2 separate regions of the Homo sapiens genome follow, and region 2 is linked to region 1. Evidence: chromatin loops called from intact Hi-C (ENCODE). Cell type or tissue: CD4-positive, alpha-beta T cell. All regions are shown on one strand.

What was found. Hi-C counts contacts between places; a loop is a spot of excess contacts. Peaks named below come from ENCODE experiments on the same cell type or tissue, not always from the same donor. Only the 100,000 strongest peaks of a DNase experiment are listed, where the experiment ranks them.
Region 2: a loop joins it to region 1, with 6 times the contacts of the local background. A loop is called at or near these places in 7 of 110 quality-filtered maps.

What each region holds. Positions count from the first base shown.
Region 1 is chr1:48,469,053-48,477,052 of GRCh38, forward strand. It overlaps SPATA6 (spermatogenesis associated 6), which reads right to left and starts at 3,152. Exons shown (of 13, transcript NM_019073.4): 1 at 2,906-3,152. The coding sequence starts at 2,956. It overlaps LOC124904175 (a long non-coding RNA gene), which reads left to right and starts at 1,318. Exons shown (of 2, transcript XR_007066074.1): 1 at 1,318-1,900. RefSeq lists a silencer at 2,834-3,223 and an enhancer at 3,434-3,483. In CD4-positive, alpha-beta T cell, no CTCF peak of the experiment used is centred here; DNase peaks (open chromatin) are centred at 1,219 and 3,229; H3K4me3 peaks cover 1,602 bases; H3K27ac peaks cover 1,042 bases.
Region 2 is chr1:48,773,426-48,781,425 of GRCh38, forward strand. The region is part of intron 6 of AGBL4 (AGBL carboxypeptidase 4); the gene reads right to left. It overlaps BEND5 (BEN domain containing 5), which reads right to left and starts at 3,466. Exons shown (of 6, transcript NM_024603.4): 1 at 3,181-3,466. The coding sequence starts at 3,406. In CD4-positive, alpha-beta T cell, no CTCF peak of the experiment used is centred here; a DNase peak (open chromatin) is centred at 3,526; H3K4me3 peaks cover 1,945 bases; H3K27me3 peaks cover 240 bases.

The sequences.
Region 1 (8,000 bases):
AAACTCCTGGGCTCAGGTAATCCTCCTGCCTCAGTCCCCTGAGTAGCTGGAACTACAGGTGCCTGTCATCATACCCAGCTAATATCCTTATTTTTAGAAGACACATGCTGAAGTACTTACAGGTGGAGTATCATTATGTCAATTTATTTTCAATTTTTAGCAAAAAAATAAAAAATTTATACATAAACATACACATACATATAGACAAATCAAATTAATGTACATGGTCATGGGTTACAGTTATTCATTGAACTATTCTTCTAAGTACTCTGTATGTTTGAAAAATTTCATTTAAAAAGTTGGGGAGAAAGATGCCAGTTTTAATAGATACAGAGTGATCTCCAGGACATACTGAACGAAGAAAAGCAAAGGTACAGAATAGTTTATACGCTACCTATTTCATAAAAACAAATATCTATTTATATATATATATATATATATATATATGTTGTGTGGTATGTGAGAGAGAGTTTGTGTATCTGTTTATATCAAAACCAGTGAAAATGGTTAAAGCAGATGAGTATAGGTGGGAAATAGTTTTGAGCCTGGAAGCAACACTTCTCTGAGTATATCATGTTATAGTCTTGAACTTGAACCATGTAAATGTAAAAAGGAAATAGACAAGAAAGGAACTAAAATCAAAATGAAGATGTTAAAAATATCTAGGGTCATATAACCTTTCTATTCAATCAAAGCCAAATTAATCAATCAATCAAACATGTTTAACTTTTACGTCTGCTAGTGGGGTTTTTTTTGTGGGGGGGGCGGTCAGGGGCGTTGTTTGTTTGCTCCTTCTGAGCATCAGAGCCATTTTAAAAGGCTTTTGTTGTTCAAAAATTCGGGAACATTTTGCACATCTGCTTCTAAACAGTTGTGCAATCCTAGATAAATAATAGCCATGCTGAGCATCGATTTTCTTGGCTGTAAAAAGGGATTGAATCCAATGATTTCCATCTAAGATGTCTCGGAACTATAAAATTCTGTGACTTAAATGTTTGTTGGGGAAAAATATTATTTCCACCATCATAGTTTTCTTTAGCTCTGATAAGTAACAAAGCTCCGTTATACAGTGAATTACACAGTCATTCACTTTTCTGCAATACAACTAATACTCAGGAGAAATGTAGCTATTCCTCCGACTCCTTCAAGCAGTAATCAGTTACAACAGAGTACTTCCTCTTAGAAAGTTTGTATTGGCAACGTTAGGGAAGCTGCAGCCAGCCAGTCAGGCAGCTGCGCTCACCAGACTGCTAAACACCATTAGTTGGCAGGAGGAGGAAGAAGCCAGTAACAAAATCTATTAAGGCTGAACTCTGAAGGAGTTTCACTAACTTGTGTCCTGGGCCAAGGGATCGAGAAAGTTTCGTGCATTCTTCTTGCTAAACTAATTTTACTTTACAAAAAGTTGTCAAAAATGGCAGCTTTGGGAGGAAAACAAGCAAAGCTAGGGCTATGGAGTTTCCGAGAAAAATCTCTGCAGGCTTGAAGATAAAGGGAGAGTCCAAGAAAATTTCTACTTCACCACCACTGCCTCACACTCTGCCCCACGCACACTTGCCTTCTTTAAGACCTAACAAAAGACCTAAAACAGTCCTGTGATTTTCCTAGGGGTTTAAGTTCTGTGCTGCAGCAACCTCATTCTAACGTGACGAAGGCCAGCCAGGAAAGGCGGGAAGCTGCAAGCACGGGTTAAGTGGAGCCTGGCCAGTAGGGTGTACAGGAAGGAAATGCAGAGGGCTCCTGGCTGCAGCACCCAGGAGAGTAATGGTAATATTTCAGCACTCTCAACCCCCAAGTTTTCCTAGGAGATCAAACAGAAGGCAATATACATAAGAAGACTTACTGAGTAAGAAGGAGCGAAGAGACCGAATGGTGAATTTTGGTTCCAAACTCCGTACAGGTCTGTGCCTGCAGGACTAAAACGGGGTGTGGAAAGGGTCTTGTGGAGATTTCCTCCAGAACAGACAAGCGGGAGTATTCCTCTAAACAGGGGAATGAGAGGGTTCTCTAAAGAATGCAGGGGAAGAAGTTCAAAACCCTTGGAAGTCTTCTGAGATCAACAAGGGGAATAGAGTTTTCTCCTAGCATGGAGAGGTCCAGCCCCTTCACTGGATGAGTGGGGTTCTCTGCCCCAGCTGGACTTCCACAGGAGGATGGAGGAAAGCATCCTCTTGAGCAAGTCTGGAGAGTGAAGGGGTGGGGTTGCAAGGTTGGAGAAGGAGGTGTTTCCCTCATAAAAATGACTGGGCCTTTCTTGCAATGGCTGGCACAAAGTCGGAAGGGTCTGGGGACGGGAGGGGCCTGAAGTGATTTCTGAGGAGTTGGGTTTTTCCTGTAAGGCCCTGGGAGGGAAGGCAAGGTACTTTGCGCAATGACACATTTCAGTTGTTGGATGTGAAGATTCTCCTTCGAAGACAGAATAAAGAAAGGCCCCTTCATTAATGCGGGTTTGAAACTGGTCTGAAATGGTGTGCCTGCAGGGATTCGGGAGGAAATGCGACGCCCACCCCCAGACTTGGGAAAGGCGGGGGCAATAATTCTCTAAGAGAACTGGAGCCCGAAAGAGGAATGAAAAGCCCCCGCGCCGCGCACATACACTCTCTCTCACTGGAAAGTTAGGAGCGAGGAAAGAACTCTGAAGTGATTTGGGAACGATCTGAAAGCGCGCAAGTTGGAAGTCGGGTTGAAGCCAGCATAGCGGAGCAGGGGTCAGGCCTCTGCGTGGCCGGAGTGGGAGAGCGCTTCTGAGAACAAGATGGGGCAGGACCGAAGGGGCGTGAGGTCGACGCTCCCTAGGGATGATTCGGAGGGTGAAGGAGGTTTGGGGGTGGTTCCGGGCTCTCGGAGGTGACTGAGGGAGTCCCTGAGCCAATGCCCGGGGGTGGGAGGCGCTACCGGTACTCACTGAGCTGATCTCCAGCGCCAGGGCGCACTGCAGCGCCTTCACCTTCGGCATCCGTGCGGGGAGGGGCGGCGGGGAGTGACCCCGGCCACGGGCCCGAGTGAGGCGGGGAGACCTGGGGCTGGGCGGGGACGGGGAGGAGACGAGGTGGCGGCGGCGGTGGCAGCAGTGGCCCCCAGGCCGGGGCCCGCGGTCCAGCCTGGGTTCCGCCGGAGAAGCAGCTGAGCGCGGGGCGCAGACTCGTTGTCATGGCAGCCAGGAGGGGCGGGGCCGGAAGAGAGGCCGCGCGGGGCACTCCAGGGCTACCCGCGCTGGGACGAGCGCTGGAGGCGGAGCTTGACGAACGCCGAGCGAGGCGGAGTCGGGCAGGGGGCGGGGCTTCCGAAGGGGCGGGGTGAGGCAAGGCAGCTCTTCTGTGACGTCAAACTGCGCCCAAAGCCGGACGAAAGGGAGCTGCTGTTTGTATAATGGGACGGTGCTCTGTTCAGGGAGTTGGAGTTCCTGTAAGGCCGTCGGAGGGAACCCCTGAGTTACAACGTGGTGATGGCACCTTGGGCTAGTGGCGACCCACTGTGGCCTCAGTTTTCCCAATTGTAAAAGAATAATAATTATTGTTAGTCCTCCTATTTAAATTTCACGGCACGGTTTACAAAGCCAGCATAAGGATACTGGGAATTAGGGAAGAGACTTGCCCAAATCAAAGTCGGAACCAGGACTGGAACCCAGGAGCTCTCAAGTTAAACCCCAGTTGCCTCCCTGAGGAGAGGGGCTTGCATCAGATGGTCCATACTCCTAGTCTCCTATTCTGTGATTCCCTTTGTTAGCGCGTTCCCTTTTCCCTTCAAATTTTCCTGTCTAATTCACCCATGTATGCGTCTTAATGCATATTGCTTAAGTGGAACTGTCAATGAGGTGCCAACAATAAGTCCAGCTGTGAAGGGCCTGACAATAGACCATCAAAGATAAAAAGAACCTAAGAGATTGCCCAATCCAATCATGTTAAAAATCATTTGTATTGCAAAATACATTATACATGCAGAAGTGTATAAAACACGTTTATCTTAATAATAATGTGAACAGTACCTGTACAACTAGCACCCGGTTAAGAAATAAAACATTACCAGCACCTGAAAAATGCCCCCAACGATTACATTGCCTTTCTCGCCCTGGAGTAACCACTACCCTGACTTTTGTACAATAATTCTCTTCCTTTTGCCATTCATGTATGCATTTCTAAACAAGATATTGTTTAATGTTTTCCGGTATTGATAGTATATAAATGGTATTAATACTGTATGTATTCTTCTGTGATTTGCTTCTCCCACTTAATATTATGCCACCGGTGATGCTGTGTAGCTGAAGTTTTTTCCATTGCTGGACAGTATTCCAATATAGATTGATTTATCCTTCCTACTATCAATGATCACTTACACTGTTTTCATTTTTAGCTATTATTAACAATGTTGTGAACATTGTAGTACAAGTCTGTGTCTATTAATGCACATGTACTAGCGTAGGAGTGGGTTAGCTGGGTATTAGGGTTTTGCACATGTGGGTCTTTAAAAAGTAAGACCACACCATTTTCCAAAGTAGTGTACCTATTTATGTTTCTGGTGCTTATGTATAAGAGTTCTTATTTTTCCACATCATCAGCAACATTTGTGTTTGGATTTTTAACTTTTGTATATTTGGATGTGTGTATTTTAGGTATTTCATTGTGGTTTTATCTTGAATCTCTGGGTACTGTTGAGGTTGAGTACCTTTGGTTTTGTTAGCCTTTCCATTATCTCTTATTGAACTGCCAAGTAGTTATCTTGCCCCCTTTTCTGTTGGTCTCTCTCTCAGTTCTTTATATACTCTGGATAATAATTATATGTCTACTCTATATGTTGCAAATATCCTTTCCACTTTGTGTTTGTATTTTAATTTTACATATAGTCTGTGATGAACAGAAGATAAATTGTTGTCATGGAGTATGAGTATTCTCAGTTTGACCATATAATTCCAAGTTGCTATCCAGAATGCCATACCAGTCTATGCTCCCAATATTCGAAGGTTACTATGGCCCCACATTCTTCCCAGGCTTGGCATTATCAAGGGTTCTTGTTTTCCCCCAACATAACAGATGTAAAGTGTTATCTCACTATTGAATTTTTCAGATTACTGATGAGTCTGAGCATGTCTGTATATGCTTATAAGATTTTCTATCTTTACTAAAAATCATCTGCTCATAATGCTTTACCCCATATTCTATCAGGATTTTTGTCTTTTTTTTAGGAATTTTGTGTATTCTGGTTAGTTAATAAATTAATTCTAAGACACTACAAAAATCTTCTCTCTTTATGGTATTTTTATGAACTTTGCCCAGGATTTTGTTTTGTTTTGGGGTTTTTTGGGTGTTTTTTGTTTTGTTTTGTTTTTGACAGGGTTTTACCCGTCACCCAGGCTCTGGAGTGCACTAGCACAATCTCGGCCCACAGCAACCTCTGCTTACCCAGTGATATGGTTTGGCTGTGTCCCCACCCAAATCTCATCTTGAATTGTACTCCCATAATTCCCATGTGTTGTGGGAGGGACCTGGTGGGAAATAATTTGAGTCTTGGGGGTGGTTTCCCCCATACTGTTCTCATGGTAGTGAATAAGTCTCACAAGATCTGATGGTTTTATCAGGGGTTTCCGCTTTTGTATCTTCTTGTTTTCTCTTTCTGCCACATGTAAGAAGTGCCTTTTGCCTCCTGGCATGATTCCGAGGCCTCCCCTCCCTGTGGAACTGCAAGTCCAATTAAACCTTTTTTCCTTTCCAGTCTTGGGTGTGTCTTTATCAGCAACATGAAAATGAGCTAATACAGTAAATTGGTATCAGTAGAGTGGGTGTTGCTGAAAAGATATCCGAAAATGTGGAAGCGACTTTGGAACTGGGTAACAGGGAGAGGTTGGAACAATTTGGAGGGCTCAGAAGACAGGAAAATGTGGGAAACTTTGGAACTTCCTAGGGACTTGTTGAATGGCTTTGGCCAAAAGCCTGATAGCCACATGGACAATAAGGTCCAGGCTGAAGTGGTCTTAGGTGGAGATGAGGAACTTATTGGCAACTGAAGCAAAAGTGACTCTTGTTATGTTTTAGCAAAGAGACTGGGGGCATTTGGCCCCTGCCCTAGACATTTGTGGAACTTTGAACTTGAGAGAGGTGATTTAGGGTATCTGGCAGAAAAAAATTCTAAGCAACAAATCATTCAAGATGTGACTTGGGTGCTGTTAAAGGCATTCAGTATTATAAGGGAAGAATAGCATAAAAGTTTGGAAAATTTGCAGCCTGATAATGCGATAGAAATGGAAAACCCATTTTCTGAGGAGAAATTCAAGTTGGCTGCAGAAATTTGCACAAGTAATGGGGAGCCAAATGTTAATCCCCCAGACCATGGAAAAAATGTCTCCAGGCCATGTCAGAGGGCTTCACGGCAGCCTCTCCCATCACAGGCCCCGAGGCCTAGGAGAAAATGGTGTCATGCGCTAGGCCCAGGGTCCCCATGCTGTGTGCAGCCTAGGGACTTGGTGCCCTGCGTCCCAGCTGCTCCAGCCATGGCTGTAAGGGGCCAACATAGAGATAGGGCTGTGGCTTCAGGGGATGCAATCCCCAAGCCTTGGCAGCTTCCACATGGTGTTGAGCCTGCAAGTACACAGAGTCAAGAACTGGGGTTTAGGAACCTCCACCTAGATTTCAGAAGACATGTGGAAACACTTGGATGCCCAGGCAGAAGTTTGTTGCAGGAGTGGGGCCCTCATGGAGAACCTGTGCAAGGGCAGTGAAGAAGGGAAATGTGGGGTTGGGAGCCCCCATACAGTGTCCCTACTGGGGCACCACCTAGTGGAGCTGTGAGAAGAGGGCCACTGTTCTCCAGACCCCAGAATGGTAGATCCACCAACAGCTTGCACAATTCACCTGGAAAAGCCACAGACACTCAATACCAGCCTGTGAAAGCAGCTGGGAGGGAGGCTGTACCCTGCAAAGCCACAGGGGTAGAGCTTCCCAAGACCATGGGAACACACGTCTTGCATCAGCGTGACCTGGATGTGAGACCTTGGAGTCAAAGGAGATCATTTTGAAGCTGTAAGATTTGACAGCCTCGCTGGACATTGGACTTGCATGGGCCCTGTAACTCCTATGTTTTGGCCAATTTCCCTCATTTGGAATGACTGTATTTACCCAATACCTGTACCCAAATCATATCCAGGAAGTAAATAGCTTGCTTTTGATTTTACTGGCTCATAGGCAAAAGGGACTTGCCTTGTCTCAGTGTGGACTTTTGGGTTAATGCTGAAATGAGTTAAGACTTTGGGGGACTGTTGGGAAGGCATGATTGGTTTTGAAATGTGAGGACATGAGATTTGAAGGGGCCAGGGAAAGAATGATATGGTTTGGCTGCGTCCCCACTCAAATCTCATCTTGAATTGTACTCCCATAATTCCCACATGTTATGGGAGGGACCCAGTGGGAGATAATTTGAATGATGGGGGCTGTTTCCCCCATACTGTTCTTGTGGTAGTGAATAAGTCTCATGAGATCTGATAGTTTTATTAGAGGTTTCTGCTTTTGCATCTTCCTCATTTTCTCTTGCCGCTGCCAAGTAAGAAGTGCCTTTTGATGAGTTCATGTCCTCTGCAGTGACATGGATGAAGCTGGAAACCATCATTCTCAGCAAACTAACACAAGAACGGAAAACCAAACACCGCATGTTGTCACTCATAAGTGGGAGCTGAACAATGAGAACACATGGACACAGGGAGGGGAACATCACACACCGGGGCCTGTCGGGGGGTGGGGGGCTAGGGGAGGGATAGCATTAGGAGAAATACCTAATGTACCTGATGGGTTGATGGGTGCAGCAAACCACCATGGCATGTGTATACTAGCTATGTAACAAGACTGCACGTTCTACACATGTATCCCAGAACTTAAAGTATAAAATAAAAAAAAGAAAAAGTTCCTTTTGCCTCTGCCATGATTCTGAGGCCTCCCCAGCCACGTGGAATTCTGAGGCCTCCACAGCCATGTGGAATTGTAAGTCCAAGTAAACCTCTTTTTCTTCCCAGTCTCAGG
Region 2 (8,000 bases), 300 kb after region 1:
CAAGAGGGACAGCCTTAGTGAAGATTTATTCAAGCAAATGCCAACTGAAGAGATAGGCGGGTGGGGGACAGCTGTGTGTGCTCTGTAAGAGGGAGGATGGTAATGGAGAAAGAGCAGAATGGGCTTGAAAACTCAGAAACTAAAATTATACTCTGGCTTGAAAACTTGCCTTGAGCTGTAAGCTTCATGGACAGTTTTTCCATTTCCTTTCACTCCTTCCAAATCATGCTGTGTAGCTGATGGGAACATCGGCTACTTTACAAAGGAGACTGCCAAGTGGGGGCCTGGCACTGGAAGACCTGTGTTCCAATTCCAGCCTTGCCATTTATTAGCTGTGTGGCTGTAGGCAAGTCTCTGAGCTTCGGTGTCCTCATCTATGAAATGGAAATACTAACCACAGCAATACCTACCAAAATGTCACTTAGAGGACTAACAGAGATAATGTGTAGGCATATAGCAAGACTATCAGGAAAGAAGGAGTTTTGTTTTTCCTTGAACTGGGATTGTAATTTGATAAGTAGTGGTATAAACCACCTACTATGGGCAGTAAAATGTAAAGTCCCACAGCAGTCGGCTTTGACATTTCCTGAGTATAAAAAGAAGTATACTTCAAGACAGCTCTGGGCTGGCTTGGGCCAACACTCAGTATAGCAACATACTTCTCACCAAAAGCCAGAAAGCTGTGCTGAAACTACCTTGGAAACCATTCTATTTGTGTCAGAGAGATTAATTAATCAATTAATAGCTAATCCACAAACATAAAGCCACCTCTGCTTCCCACTTGAGGGGATTCCTCCTCACACCTGGTGCCATAGCACAGTGGTATTTACATATAGGAGATGCCAGATGAGCTCTCTGAAGTCACTGTAAGCAATTCTCAGAGCCACCAAGTTTAAGTCAGGAAGGGGTTTGAAGATACATAGGAGTTATTCCAGGGTAATGAATTCCCGAACTCACCCTGGCCCTTCGATCAGGTCTCTATGCAGGGCAGTGGGTACCCAGGAGATCAAAATTCAAAATGTGGTTTGGCCAACTTCAAGTTGTTGTCTTTTTTTCCCCTTTCTCCTCCCAAGAAAAAAACTGAAGAGAGGTAAGGGGAAGTGTTTTTCAACTAATTCAAACTGGCACACTTCTTTGAACCTACTCTGCCAGTTTCCAAATGATGCTTGGGTTTTTTAAATAACCATACAGATTTATCAACATTCTAACTTGGAGGATGAACAGTCTACAGGTTCAAAATTCATGGTTCTCAAACCAACAGCTACATGTATCTTGCTTCTGAGGACTTGTGTCGATTTCAAAATCAGAGCTGGTGGGAGCTGCCATCTGCCTAAGTGGCCTCTCTGCAGTGCCTGAAGAGTCAAGCACAGTGTATATGTATGTTTGCTGAATGAATGAGTAGATGAATGAAACAATCTCCAAGAGAGGAAAACAGCCATTACACACTAAGAAACTTATCACTGACTCTCTTTAACACATCACTTCTACTCTCCTAGGACCCTTCCAGATCTAGGAGTACAATACAATCGTCAAGAAGCATGCATGCATTTTCTTCTAGCAAAAGGGAAGCTAAGGTTACAACCTAGTTATAACTTCCTCAAGCCTATCGTCTTGGGAAATAAATTCCTAATCCTTTCCCTCAGGTAATTAAAGGCAAGTAAGCAAACAAAATAAAACCTAATCAGCTATGAATGGTTCCCTTTTCTAAAATCTGCTTCCCCTCCCTCAGTTTCTTTGGCCCTAGGTGTCTGGCAGTGGGTGGGCCTACACTTCGGTGTGCCAGGGCTTATCAGGGAGGTGGTATGGATAGAGCCTGTCAAAAAGGGTCCAAGTGCTGCTGGTCAGTTTCCAGTTCTTCCACTCTTCAACTTCTGCAAACCGATTTTTCAGAGGCAACATGAGTTGTGAGACTGAGCTAACTTGCCATGAGACCCTGGGCAAGTCTCTATGGGTTGAGAGAATGTTGGGTTCATCTTTTAGGCTAAATGTGAGGAAGCAAAGGAACTTGAAAAAAATAGAGAAGGTCTCAAAATTACAAAACATCTTCATTCAGTCACTAACCCTTCGTGTTCTTTCTGGTAGAAGGCAGGAACACTATTTGCCCACTTTAAGGTTCATTCTCCTTACCAGCAGGAGCTAAAAAGGCTGCTCCCCAAAACGGAGATGATACTTCCCCCTTCCTTGCTTGTCTAGACTCAAACTTTCTGGAACTAGCTGGGAAAGAGGGCCAGCTGTCTTCTCTTTACAAAGGAAAAGGTGTCTCAGCATGGCAGGAAGAACTGGAGCATAGGAGGATAAAGGGCTGGTTTCTTTCCCTATCACCAACTGAACCTCAGTACCCTCATCTACGAAATGGAGATGAGACTAGCTGCCTTAGCCCATCTCTCAGGGCCCTGGCAGGGCAGGGATGAGAGGTCCAGTGTTATTCTGACCCAGAAACTCTCTCCTGGCCCTCAACTCTCTCATTCAGGGAGCCTTCTGGGAGATTCAGAAAGGGGTGTGGAGGCTGAGGGATGCCTTAGGGCCTCTACCTCCTTACCTCTGCCACCTGGCCAGGGAGGGGCAGGAGAGTGTGGTGTGGAGCCCAGTGCACTGAGGTTCATGGCCTCCTCATCCTGTCCAATGTTGGCCCGGATGGGACAAGGATGTCATAGCTTCCCTCTGTGAGGAGGGACTCCCACCTAGAAGATCTGACAATATCCTTCTTGCTCCTCACTCCAAGGAGGTACCAACAGCCTTTAAAGGGAGAGAGACAGACAGCTTGAGAAACTTAATTCTTGACAGAAAAGAACAGAGGGAAGGAACTGGGAGAGAGGTAAAGAGAAGGTGAGAGAGAAATGACGGTACAAACAGGTAGGGAGAAAAATGGAAAGTGAAGGAACGAAGAAAACACAAAGAATCAGAAAGAGGAGGACAGACACAGATGAAGAGATGAAGACGGACTGACAGCGCGGGAGCTTCGGGGAAGCGGGGAAGACAAAGGGGACCATCCGGTCTTTTTAACTGGCCTGGCCTCTTAGAGACACCCCGTTCCCAAATGAAATGCCCAGAGGACGGGAGAAGGAGGCAGGAAGGAGCAAGCAGTGGCTCCCCCCGGTCCCCTCCGCCCGGGCCCCCGGCCCCTCCCGGGGTCCCAGCCCCCGCCCGGGTCCCACCGTCCCTCCCCGCCCGCTTGCTCACCTGCCAGCGCCAGGATCTGGGCCTTGTGGAGCAACAGCGCGCCCCAGTCGCGGGGGGCGCGCGGGGGGCTCTCGGGCCCGGCGCCCAATTCCTCCGGGCCCCGGTACACGGCGTACACCTTCTGGTTGTCAAAATCCAGCCGCGAGCGGGGGCTGAAGTCGCGCACGCACGACACGGGCAGCGCGTAGCAGACGTTGTCCTCCAGGAACCGCACAAAGGCGTACATGGTGGGCGCCGGGGGCGGGCCCCGGTCGGGCAGCTCAGCCCGCGGGGCGGGCGCGGAGGTGGGGATCCGGCGGGGGGCGCGAGTCTCGCTACGGTGCTGGGGGGGGCGGGGGCGGCTCCCCAGGACCCAGGCTCCCCCCACTGTTATTGTTCCTGAAAGCACCGTTCTGCCAATCGGCTGCTTTCGCCTGGGCGCGGAAAAGGGAGGGAGGGGGGGAAAGGGGGACGAGGGGCGGATGAGGGGGGTTTGGAAGCGCACTGCCACTTGCAAAGTCAGACCCGAGCAATCACAGCCGGAGCGCGATTCGAATGGGGAGGGAAAAGGGTTCAGAGATTCAGTTGCAATAAAAATAATAACAAGAGCATTGCAGGAAAAAAATGCATTGATTAAAAGGTGCGCTGCGTGCAGGATTATATTGCTTCAACAATCGCGCTGCCAAATTGCATTGCAACAAAACTGCATTGCCAAGTAGAGAAGTGTATGAGTGAGTGAATGCGGGATAGGGGTGGGGGCAATCTTGATTGAATCTCAAAGTGTAAACTTGGAAGCCAGCAGAAGTTTGGAGTGTTTTAAATGTAGCCACCCTACCCGCGCCCCCAGCCCCGCACCCTCCCCGCGCCTTTCCCAGCCCTTAGTTTGGCCCCGCCTTTTCTTTGCTTTCTTTCTTTTTGTTTGTTTGTTTGTTTGTTTTGTTCTGCAAAACTGCCAGCTCCCTCTGTGGAAAGGGTCAGTCAGACAGAAAATTTCCCCTAGAGCTGCCAAACCAGTTCTGACCAGAACTGGGGCTTATCTGAGATTTCCAGTTGTGCCAGCTGGCTGGGGAGGTGGAAGGTTTGTCAAGGGCTGCTCTCATCTGAGGGAGCAGTGGCGCCCCTCTCCTCTATAGTCTTTCTCCATTGAGATACCCTCTCCACAGCACGCCCACCACTGAGCAGGGACAACTTGGAATCGCGGAGGGAGTTGAGGAGCGCTCTGGGTAACACAGGCCCAAGGCTAGGGATTTCTGGAGCACTTTGAAGAGTACAGGAATAGTACTCCATGGAATAGCGGTCTTTGCTCTGTCTCTTGCCAAAGAGAGCCTGGAGGGGCTTGGGTCCCCTCCAAGACAAGCCGTGAGGACCAGCCAAAGGGGGCTGATTGGGCTCTGTACTCATAGGAACCCTATCCCACATCAGAGGAGGTCAGTACCTTCACAGGGATGCCTCGTATCAAATATGGCTAGTTATATTTCTGTTGCCTAGCCAGACCTGGCACTTGACAGGGAGTTAATGAATTTTGGGTAAAGAAGAATAAATAAAAACCCACATCCATCCATCCATCCATCCATCCATCCATCCATCCATCCATCCAACCATCCATCCATCTGTTCATTCATTCCTTTATTCAAGCAACCAATATTCACTGAGTTTACACCACCTGCCAGATTCTGGGCCAGGTGCTGGTGATAGAAATGAAAAGATAAACACCTGGATTCTTGGGCCTTGCAAAGTCAGTGTACCAGAACTTGAATCTCAGTTTTGGGTTCCTGTGCCAAAATTAGGTAACTGTATGAATAACATACCTTTCCCATCCTCACAACCTTTACAATCTAGTCTAGGAGTATTAAAGAAGTATAAGCAAGTAATGACAGTATAATGAGAAAAGTATTGTCATAGAGGAATGCTTAATGGAGGTGTTGGACTCAATTAAATGTTATATTTTTAAAAATTCATCTTAATAAACTTTAGCTGTAAGAAAAAAACAGAATAAGTGCACCAAAATGTTAATAGTGATTTTTTTAGCTTCTTAGTAGTGGTAGATGATTTTGTTTTTCCTTGTATTCATTGTGTGTGTGTGTGTGTATGTAACTATTTTCCACAATGTTTTATTACTTTATCATCAGAAAACATCAAACATTATAAAATCAAAGCACTGTGCTCATATTTCACATCAGCTGCACTGACAATGAGGCAGATATTTATTTCACTGTGAAATAGACAGTGCGTTATATAAGTGAATCCCATCAACATATAGCTCTCATATCCAAATGTGTAGGTCAGTACAAATTTTTTTAAACCAACCCACTGGTTATGTGGTACAGCCAAAAATGACCACCACTTGTCCTGATGCAGCTGTTGGTCTTATCTTGCCCCACAAGCTTGTGGAAAAAAAAGGAGCCACTCTGAGTTGTTCCAGCACATTTACTGTCATGATTATGATTTCTTTGGACTGATCCTCAGTGAGTTTTTATTTTAAGAATACATTCCTATGGTGGTCAAGGGGAAGTAATGTGCAGCAAGACTTCTGATAATTCACAAGATGGATCATGCAGAGTTGGCCGTATTTAACAAAAGTCCTTGAAGCTCCGGACTATGTTCCCAAAATGATTTCAAGTAGCCAATGGCCAACCTCCTCTCTGCATCTAAATGGGGGTGACCACAAAACATTACCAATCTCATCTCTTACTACCTTCCCAGACACAGTACACTCCAGACACCTAAACTATTTGACATTTCCAAAGATAGCATGTTTTAGCAGGTCCCAAGCTTTTGTGCTTTTTCTGCCTTCATCCTGGGAAGTTCTTCCTTCCTCAACTTACCCTGAAAATCAGCTCAAATGTCATTGCCTTTGTGAAGCCTTTCCCAACCACCCACACTTTTCAAGGATAGCCTATCTCTTTCTACTACAATATTTTGTCCCAGCACTTTTTATCTTCCCTCACTAGAATAAGAGCTCTTTGAGGGGAGGCAAAGGCTGAGTAACTTTAGCATCCCAGGTACCTAGCACAGGGCTGGGGAGTAAATGTTTATAAAACAAATGTATTAAAGAAGGACATAAAGAGAGCATGAATAACAAACCTCTTGCACATTTTTTCTTGAAAGTCTGTTCCTCTCTTTTTTTTTTTTTTTTTTTTTTTCTTGAGACGGAGTTTCGCTCTTGTTGCCCAGGCTGGAGTGCAATGGCCTGGTCTCGGCTCACTGCCACTTCCACCTCCCAGGTTCAAGCGATTCTCCTGCCTCAGCCTCCCAAGTAGCTGGGATTACAGGTGCTCGCCACCACGCCTGGCTAATTTTTGTATTTTTAGTAGAGACGAGTTTTCACCATGTTGGTCAGGCTGGTCTCAAATTCCTGACCTCAGGCAATCCACCCTCCTCGGCCTCCCAATGTGCTGGGATTACAGATGTGAGCCACCGCGCCCGGCCTTTATTATTATTAATATTATTATTATTATTACACTTTAAGCTCTGGTATACATGTGCAAAACATGCAGGTTTGTTACATAGGTATACACATGCCATGATGGTTTGCTGCACTCATCAACTCATCAACTACATTAGGTATTTCTCCTAATGCTATCCCTCCCCTAGTCCCCCAGCCCCCCACCCCCCTACAGGCCCCGGTATGTGATGTTCCCCTCCCCGTATCTATGTGTTCTCATTGTTCACCTCCCACTTATGAGAGAGAATAGGACACAAACAAATGAAAAAACATTCCATGCTCATGGATAGGAAGAATCAATATTGTGAAAATGGTCATATTGCCCAAAGTAATTTATAGATTCAATGCTATCCCCATCAAGCTACCATTAACTTTCTTCACGGAATTAGAAAAAACTACTTTAAATTTCATATGGAACCAAAAAAGAGCCCATGTAGCCAACACAATCCTAAGCAAAAAGAACAAAACTGAGGCATCATGCTACCTGACTTCAAACCATACTAGAAGGCTACAGTAGCCAAAACAGCATAGTACTGGTACCAAAACAGGTATATAGACCAATGGAACAGAACAGAGGCCTCAGAAATAATGCCACACATCTACAACCATCTGATGTTTGACAAACCTGACAAAAACAAGCATTGGGGAAAGGATTCCCTGTTTAATAAATAGTGTTAGGAAAACTAGCTAGCCATATGCACAAAACTAAAACTGGACCCCCTCCTTACACCTTATACAAAAATTAACTCAAGATGGATTGAACACTTAAATGTAAGACCTAAAACCATAAAAACTCTAGAAGAAAACCTAGGTAATACCATTCAGGACATAGGCATGGGCAAAGACTTCATGACTAAAACACTAAAAGCAATGGCGACAAAAGCCAAAATTGACAAATGGGATCTAATTAAACTAAAGAGCTTCTGCATAGTCTGTTCCCCTTTTTAAGGGTTGATGCTGAATCCCAACTCTGCCTTTCCCATTCCCAGTGATCGAAGGGCAGAAGAACATTGATTCTACCACTTGTAAGACAGACACATTCATTAACATATTAAATATCACTGCACCCTGGGGTTCAAATTCCCTACCCATGTCACTGTAAATCATTCCTATAAGGAGGCAGTTCCATTTTCCGATAACCCAGAAAGAGGAAAAGAACAGACGATGGACCCGGATGCTGACAGAGTAAACACAGATCAAAACACATGTTTCATAGATCCACAGAATCGATTCTGGAGTAGTCATGACTGGCACGGGATGCTTAAAGAGATACCCTTGGACGGCACCAGAAAGACGTCAGTTCCTGCTTCCTGTGTGACTCACACATTCAGTCTATGGATACAGCTTAATGGAAAACCTACTATGTGCCATAGGGCGCCTCTTCCACCCTACTGAA